Regions from separate parts of the Homo sapiens genome. Here region 2 is linked to region 1. A link is an interaction called in ENCODE POLR2A ChIA-PET data of the cell type or tissue named here. Cell type or tissue: GM12878. All regions are shown on one strand. Links, peaks and the distances in the headings refer to the core of each region. The heading gives the core; the rest is flanking DNA. Region 1 has its middle 38 kb from the start of LINC01080. Region 2 overlaps LOC105370276 (a long non-coding RNA gene).

Region 1 (4,399 bases), core at 141-4,140:
ATTGTCAAACTGTGTGGATACAGATCCTTGGGTCGAATATAGTTTTTCCACTGGATTAGTCTAAAAGGTAAAAGAAAATGCATGTCTTTAGAGCATTTCCTCTTGTGCACATTCAAATATACAGTGTGTTGAAGGCCTGGGAGGCCATCCAACCTCCTACCTGTTGGATTACACTAGGATAGTGTCACATTTTACTAACACTCCCTAGAAAACCTTATTTTAGAAACATTTTCCGCCTCATTTTATCTGAGTTTGCTCAAGGAACTGAAATCGTCGTGTGCTGAGCTCAATGCCATGTGCAAGGTCTCCGACTAGCACACAGAAAACTCTAAGGAACTGTAATTCAGTGATTCTTGCCATCTGCAAGCCTGTGGAATTCAGGTGCCCACAGGAAGGAATGGAGAGGTTTTTCCAGCCTGACCATATCAGCCGTCTCACCACAAGAACCTTCTGTTTTGGCTGTCGTCCCTCTATCAGACTCAGGCTGTTCTTTATGGCCAACTGTGAGTTTAACGTGTCTGGTTTACATTCTGTTGGTAAAGTGTTTCTCTCAGTTCCAAGCTCCTTTCCTTCCATCCGATGGCTTGACTGCTTTGTATTCATGTTTGTTTTTTAAGAGGAGGTAGGATGGGTGGACGTTAGGGACCATAAAACAACTCTAGAAGTTTGCATTCACAAAATAGTGAAATTAATACTAATAAGGAGAAAGACAGGCACTGATAGTGCAGCAGAGAAAATCCAACAAGTAGGATCAGAGGTGTAAGGATGTGGTAGGTGATTAAATAACTCTGTCAGTGTGGAGTGGGCAGTAACTAACCATTTTATTTTTAATTTTTTTGGTGAATTAAGCAGAAGTTTTAATGACTATCCCTTTCTCATATTTGTGAGGTGTGGGCTGCTGTAAGCTATAGAACCATGGCAAAGGGCTTAATGGGGAGGAAAACAGTTTTAAAATTTCTCTTAGAACCCAGCCCACTGGAATTATGAAAGCAGCCTCAGTAAGTAAGATAGACTTGCATGCGTCCAGTTACAGAGGTGTAGGGAAAGGAATGACTCTAGTTACTGGAAACTAGTATTTGCATTGGACAACATTATTATTTGAATTGGATGGTGGAGGCAAAAGTACATCTTAACTTTATCAAACATGTTTCAGATGCAATTCTTAATTCCTCCACTTAAGGCCATTATGCTTGTGGATACAGGATGATAGTTAATACTTTTAAAACACATTTTAAAAAATTACCTTTAAGCTCCTCAAGTATTCTAAGGATATTCTTAAGCTCCTTAAGAATTCCAACAATAATTTGTTTGCAGGCCAAAGACTGACACCTGCTATATCCTATTGTTGATTATTTTACAAAAGTAATTTAGTTATAGAGGCTTCTATAAAAGCATGCCTCACTAATTTTGTGTGCCTAAAAGAATCAGAGAAACATGCTTAAGAAAATATTTTCCCTCCCCAGGGAGTAAAACAGGCTGGGCTGTGCCCATCTAACAAGGTAGCTTGCATTTTAAGGTTACATTCACTGGGATGAAAAAATATTTTAGTTCAGGTAATTTCTGAAGATTACTCAGTTAAAGGTAAATGAAATATCTTCCTCAGAATAAGAGGAGCTCAGCATTTAAGGGACCTGCTTTTCTAAGTTCTCCTTCCCTTCCATTTTTATCAGCTGGATTGAGAGTGGGTGGTTCTCACTGATCACCACCAAGGATAGCTCAGAGCGCTGAGCCTTTGCAGCTTAGTAACTTGCAGGAAGCGCTTCCCTGTTCACTCACAGGCACATCACGCTTCAATCTCCCCAGGGAGGGTGCACTCGAGGTTTGAGCGTGGGGGTGGAAATGGAGGCGTTTCCGTTCTATTTTGGTTTCTCCTACTGACTGGCTGCTCAGCTGTTCATGAGTCATCCTAACCTCAAAATCTGTCATTAAAACAGAAATAATGATACCTATTTTCTGTGCCTTACATGAATTGCATGAAGACATTATTCATATTTCTGAAATACATGTGAGAATTAGTCAAGGTTAGCTGTAAGAAAAAGTACAATGGAATTGTTTTTAATCCATGATAGCTATGCTTTTATCATTTAGATTTTGAGAATTCTCTGTACTGAAAAATGAAGAATGAGAAGAGATCCTAATAAGGATTAAATTTGACAAAACACTTATTTGATGAACTGGATTAAGATACATACAGTTTTTTTAAATATATGGCATAAGAATGTATTTATTCACATGTTCACTTAATAACATTTTATTGAACATCCCGGCATTGACTTAGACACTAGAATTACCACTATGACACAGAACCTCTCCTAAAGGAGACCACTAGAAACAAGACTACATGATTCTAGGTGACTGCATATGCAAATCTGGTGATATTTGAGAGATGTGCATTTTAATATCATCTATACCAGTGATTCTTAAAACAGAGATTAGGAACTTCGGAGAGAAAGAATTCAGCTTCATAGGAAGAAAAAAATCTACATTTATCGTGAATATGTTTTTCTACAGCTTATTTTATATTACTTAGTTGTTCTTTTTCTAAGCTTGTAAGTTTAATGTTTATATTTTACTCATTCATATTTAGAAATAAAAACATTAAAGACGTGAGTTTGTCTCTGGATACCATTTTGTCCATATTCTATATATTGCTTTTCCTATTTAGTGCTGTCAGTATTATGTAATAAATGCTCTATAATTGAAACTTTTATTAGGTGATCCTATTAACATTTCTAAATGATAACATGACTATGGTTTAGTTTTTGCTGTCAGCATCCAGCAAGCTTACATTAAGCAGATTTGTTTGCAATAGCAGTTTCTTTTGTCTTTCTCGTAAAGTGCAAGTTCCTCATGTGAATTGTTATATACTTGATCTCTGGCTAGGAAGAGTGTTTTACAGCAGCCCCATTTAATTCTTCCTGGTCCATCCATGCACAGGCTTCTACCACATTAAGCATCTTTACTACACACTCCTGTAACCAGACTTCTGCCAAACTGAGCAGTCTTTATAGCAGGCCCCTACAAACAATAAAAGCAAGTTTCTTTATTTGGGTTTGGAGAACAAAAATAGAAATGGAAGAAACTACCTGTTCCTTATTCTCTCATTCTAGGTCCAAGAGAAGATACCCTCACAAATTGGCATTCTCTCCTTGGGATAGATGGGAGAACTCTGTGTGTGATATTATTGAGCTGTCTTGGACTTGAGCTCAGTTATGTGGTTTCCTCTATTTCCTGTCCTGGGAAGAGATGAAAGAGTAGCCCTGAGCCTCTGTGCAGCAGCATCCAGACACCATGGCTAGAATCCCAAATTCTTAGCCTCAGTCTATGAGCTGGGCTTAGATCTTTGATTATGTTGCCCTTCCCTCCCAAACAGGGCTGCCTCCTCAGTGGTTCCTCTCTCCCAATCTTGTCACATGACATATGTGGTTCCTTTCTTAGTGCTTTATTTCTTCTACCAAACATCCGCTCAGAGAGAAGTAGGATTCTAATTATTATTGTCACAATGGTTTTAGCTCATTTAGTAGAAATAAAATTTATAAAATATTTATAAATAAATTTATTCTTTTAGCTAGCTCATGCTGACCAATATATAAGGTATTTTTTGATTCATGATAAATTTTGAGCCAAAACACACTTGCCATCTGAACCCTAAACACGTAAGTAGGATGTTTCCCTTTCTTTTGCTAAGGGACAAATTTCACGATAATATTTTGTGCAAAGTGCACATACACAGGTGAGCATTTTCCTTCCATTCTCACCTCTCAAAGTAAGATAATGAAAAAACCTTAGAAATTTGTACAAGAACTTAATGAAATTAGATTTTTTAAAAATTAGATAATTCTCAATTCTCTGCTTCTAATTCGCCAGATTTTGCATGCTCCTTTGGGCATTCTCTTTTTCTCCTCAGAGTTTCTTGGTTCCCATCACACAAAATGATCCTTGCTAAAGGTATCAGGATCAAACCCTAACCTCTCGTTCTTCAACTGTCCATTTAAATTCCATCAATAGGCTCATGCAAATTACAGATGTTGTGAACAATTCTTTTATTGGGAGAAATTGAAAGAACACTATTTTAACAGTTTAATCAGCATCAAATTAACCTTGCTTAGTCCTGTTCTCAACTAGCAGCTAGTCTTCTGACCAGTCCCATGACCAAGGGCCCACATGTGTCACCAATCGCTAAATATCTGACATAGCCATCTTTGAGTATTTACCTGGAAAACCTACTCATCCTTTTCATTCTATACCTTTATCTTCATTCTCTCATCCATTCTCTGATGCTTTGGCATTCTACCCACTACCTCTTCATTAGTTAAGTGGTTGCTTCTTTCTATCTAGCCAGACTTCCTGATGCCAATTCATGTCCTGACCAAATTTTTGCCTCTCACCTCCTGCTTCC
Region 2 (4,399 bases), core at 248-4,247, 310 kb after region 1:
GCTGTAACACTCAACGCGAGGGTCTGCGGCTTCATTCTTGAAGTCAGTGAGACCAGGAACCCACCAATTCCGGACACAGTGACGGGTGCCTGTAATCCCATCTACTTGGGAGGCTGAGACAGGAGAATTGCTTGAACCTGGGAGGCAGAGGTTGCAGCGAGCTGAGATCGTGCCATTGCACTCCAGCTTGGGTGACAGAGCGAGACTCCATCTCAAAAAAAAAAAAAAAAAAGAAAGAAAAGAAAAGAGAATTAGCCGTGGTCAATGTGTTTACAACACAGACATCCCCAGATGTTGGAATTTATTTTTTTAACCCCAGGAAGCCAGTTATTAACATGCACCACCAAAGGAGAGGATAGAGGTAGCTGACAGGGAAGTCTAAGAAGATACTAAAGGTTATTACCTTCACTTACTTCATGTTTTGACCTGGGCTTGGACTCAGCCAGTTGTGACATCTGTCATTCATGGAACAATCGCCTGAGCTTCAGGTCCCAAGAGATAGTGGACAGAAGAGCATGGTGAGGCTTCACTTGGCTTTGAATATAGAATAACCAGGGTGTGATTGAGCTTTAAATTTATCTTTATCCTAAGATTGGGGTAAGTTATTTAATCCTTTTCTCAAAAACCTAAGGGTTTTTTTGAGGATATGCTCAGGTGGCACAGCAAGCCACAAGATAACATGGGCTATCTAACATTATTTCAATTTACATATATATATATATATATATATATACTTGAAATACAGACCAAAGTAAATTAATAAATGATAATACAAGCCCACTGAAGGCCTACTTTAGGTTAGTGTTGGAACTCCCCAGCTACCTGTTCACTGGTCTTTGCTTTTGTTGCGTACTTAGATGGAAATGAACGGAAAATACAAGAGTATCTCCATGCCTCTGCTTCCCCACTGAACAGAGCAGGATGGTTGTCAGAATGAAAGGAAATCATGGATGTGGGCCATGGAGTAGTGGCAGTAGCTCCTGTTTTGTTTTGTTTTGTTTTGTTTTTGAGACGGAGTCTTGCTCTGTCACCTAGGCTGGAGTGCAATGGCCCGATCTCGGCTCACTGCAACCTCCGCCTCCCGGGTTCATGCCATTCTCCTGCTTCAGCCTCCCAAGTAGCTGGGACTACAGGCGCCTGCCACCATGCCCGGCTAATTTTTTGTATTTTTAGTAGAGACGGGGTTTCACCGTGTTAACCAGGATGGTCTCGATCGCCTGACCTCGTGATCCGCCTGCCTCGGCCTCCCAAAGTGCTGGGATTACAGGCGTGAGCCACTGAGCCCGGCTGCTCCTCTGTTTTTAGGAAGGTTTGTTGGGTCAGCTTATGGCTTAGGAGTTTAGCGATTAGTAAGCACCCAACCCAGGGTCTGAACATTGACTCAAGGCCTCAGTAGCCCTAAGTGCTCCCTGAGAACACAAATCCTAATAGACTAAACATGGAAAGAGCCAGAGTCTCATTGCCTGAAAAATTATTTTTGCCGATCTTTACAAAAATCAGCATTTGTTATTGTTCAATTTTGCCTTTATTTGACTTGCTTTAATGAAAGAAACATAGTAAAGATTTTCTACAAATGATTGAAACATTCTTCACTTATGGAATCACATTTATTTATTTATTTATTTATTTATTTATTTATTTATTTATTTTTGAGACGGAGTTTTGCTCTTGTTGCCCAGGCAAGAGTACAATGGTGCAATCTCTGCTCACTGCAACCTCCGCCTCCCAGGTTCAAGCGATTTTCCTGCCTCAGCCTCCCAAGTAGCTGGGATTACAGGCATGTGCCACCATGCCTGGCTAATTTTGTATTTTTAGTAGAGATTGGGTTTCTCCATGTTGGTCAGGCTGGTCCTGAACTCCCGACCTCAGGTGATCCGCCCGCCTCTGCTTCCCAAAGTGCTGGGATTACAAGTGTGAGCCACCGCGCCCAGCCGGAATTACATTTTTTTTTTAAAAGCGTTTTGTATCATTCTGCTAATTCACAGTAGATTGCAAATATGCAACATTGTTATTTCAATTTTTTTCTATGAATCTGAACAAAATCATACGTAAAAAACTTCAATGTGAGTTTTAATTTCTTAATTTTAAAAAACCAAACCACAATTTTACTATTTTTGCAAGAAAGATAAATCACATAAGACTTACCTATACAAATAATTCAACTATAAATTTACCTTTTTACAAATTTTCTTCTTTGGAAGCAGCAGATATGTAAAATCATTACATATTATGTTCATGCTGTATGTACATAAAATGGACTACAGACCCCAAAAGTAAATTCTTTGGAGATTTGGTTCCAAAGAGGGAAAACAAACCCTCTTTGTCTGAGTATGTGAAAGGTACCAAAAAAGAGTGAAAACCAGTTTTCCTCTTTTTTTTTTTTCTTTACTCTTTTGTTTTTGTAGGAGAACCAGCAGTGGAAGAAAAGATCACTTCCTTTGTAGACACTTTATGGGTTTCGGATTCTGTAAACTCTGGCACATAACTTGACCCCAAAGTTAATGAAATCCTGTTAGACTTTCCCTGCCCTCCTTCCTGCTTCCATCCTTCAGATTATCTCACGTTTTAAAAATTCAATTTCTATTTGTATACACGTGATCTTCATGTCATTGGCTTTTTATGCAGACACATTTCACCTACATCCTTTCCTTCCCTCATCTGGCAGCCAGTTGAGCTTCTTCCTGCCTTGAATACCACATTCCCTAGTTCTTCAAGCTCAGTCATTAGCACCCTGTCCCCCTACTAAAATTATGAATGAAAAGCCTTGTTGTTCTTTACAAATAACTCAGGCTGCCTCAGTCAGTCAAATTCGAATGGAAGTGACTGCCAGACAAAGGGGCGGGATGATGGACAGTGCTCACAGCAAGTCATCAATGCCCACAGGAAGTTTTTTAAGCCACAGTATAGGTAGAGAGGCTTGGGCGTTCCCAGAGGACAAGCTTACAGAAGGAGGCTGGGAGGTGGGGGGAGGGGGACTTTCTGTGTCTGTTTGGAACTTAGAAAAAACTTCCATGAAGCTCAGAGATAACAATGTACAGAGTCAGTTTTGCCCTACCAAGAACTTAAAAATCCAGCCGTGGAGACATCTACACCTTGCAGTAATTCTGGTTTGCACCGACACACACAGACAAAAGTGAAGGCACCAACCATTTACTTGGTTTTGAATGCTGAACGGTGCAAGGGTGGCTTACATACTTGGAGCTGCACAACTCCCTGCTGAGAAGTTGCATTGTCTTGGGCCCCTCTTTCACAACAGGGGAAAAGGTAATTGACAGCCCGATTGTTTGGCTGGGACCCCTGCTGTTTTAAAATCCTAGAAGGCCCCAGTCACACGTTGTCAATAATAGCCGTCGGAGGTGAGGAGTGAAGAAGGGCTGTTCAGGAAACAGTTTGAGCCCTTCAAGTGGACAGGCCTCAGTGACTTCTGCACTCTGGCTCCCACAAGCAGCTCATTCAAAAATAACCTTAAAGTAATAAATCAAACTTGTTTCCTGAACTATACAAGGAACAGCTGGTTATTTTTCCTCACTTTTTTTTTCCAAAAGCCAAAAAAAAAAAAAAAAAAAAGAATGAGATTTTACTACAGGAAACCAAGCATGTCAAAATTTGGCAAAGCAATTTGGATGATTTAACAGTTAAACACTTCTCTTTTTAATGTTATGCTTTCATCAGTCTTTTTTATTTAAGCTTTTCAGTTTTGCATTCTGTTTGCTGCAATTAGTGTCCCTTATCTGTTCACTCCCTACTTTTGAAAGGAAAATGAGTTTAGGATCCTGTCTTTAGAGTATTTTGCTGTGTAATTTCTAATGTACTGGTCAAGTAGCTCAACTTATTTTACAGGTAAAATTTGTTTTCTTCCACAGAGTTGAGTTTGGATTTAGATCTACAGCTCCACATATTTGTTTCTCCTGAGACCCATATATTTTGGAGTTCTGATGACAAGGCAGTTTTTCTTTAGTCTATTGATTTAGGAACCCTGACCTAGGAGTGCATATGCTGTAACTGAAGTAGTCTGGTGCTTTAAGTAAGAGCATTTTGCAATTTTTCTGTCTCTTTGGATCTCTGTTTGTGTCTTACTTTGTGTGTCTCTTTCTCTCTTTAAACATGTTGCACTCTAGATTCTGGAAAAAAGCATCTTCTCTTTGACTTTACAAATAATTAAAATAGAGGCATAAATAAACAATGTAAAATAATTTCCTTCTGTGATGATTACTATGTATCTTTATTTTTATAGATGACTAATGTTTTGAACAGAAACCATTTTAAATGACAATTTTTTAAATCAAAGAAATTTTGATCTTAAAAATTGTGCATCTTAGAGATGAGTTTTTCACAACTTGTGGACATCTAAAATTAAGAATGAATGTGTCAGATTTTAATGCACTGTGTCTATTTCAAT

The links. ChIA-PET counts read pairs that join two places held together with the same protein. Peaks named below come from ENCODE experiments on the same cell type or tissue, not always from the same donor. Only the 100,000 strongest peaks of a DNase experiment are listed, where the experiment ranks them.
Region 2: POLR2A ChIA-PET joins it to region 1 with 13 read pairs; 7 of 35 experiments call an interaction of 5 or more read pairs at or near these places.

The regions. Positions count from the first base shown.
Region 1 is chr13:80,047,174-80,051,572 of GRCh38, forward strand. No RefSeq gene overlaps it. Among named protein-coding and RNA genes, the nearest start is that of LINC01080, 38 kb to the left of the region's middle. RefSeq lists an enhancer at 1,766-2,015. In GM12878, for the core only: no CTCF peak of the experiment used is centred there; a DNase peak (open chromatin) is centred at 1,838; H3K27ac peaks cover 407 bases.
Region 2 is chr13:80,356,693-80,361,091 of GRCh38, forward strand. LOC105370276 (a long non-coding RNA gene) reads left to right here. Exons shown (of 4, transcript XR_001749939.2): 1 at 1-518; 2 at 3,864-4,024. Among named protein-coding and RNA genes, the nearest start is that of SPRY2, 18 kb to the left of the region's middle. RefSeq lists enhancers at 2,151-2,915, 2,916-3,680. In GM12878, for the core only: no CTCF peak of the experiment used is centred there; no DNase peak of the experiment used is centred there.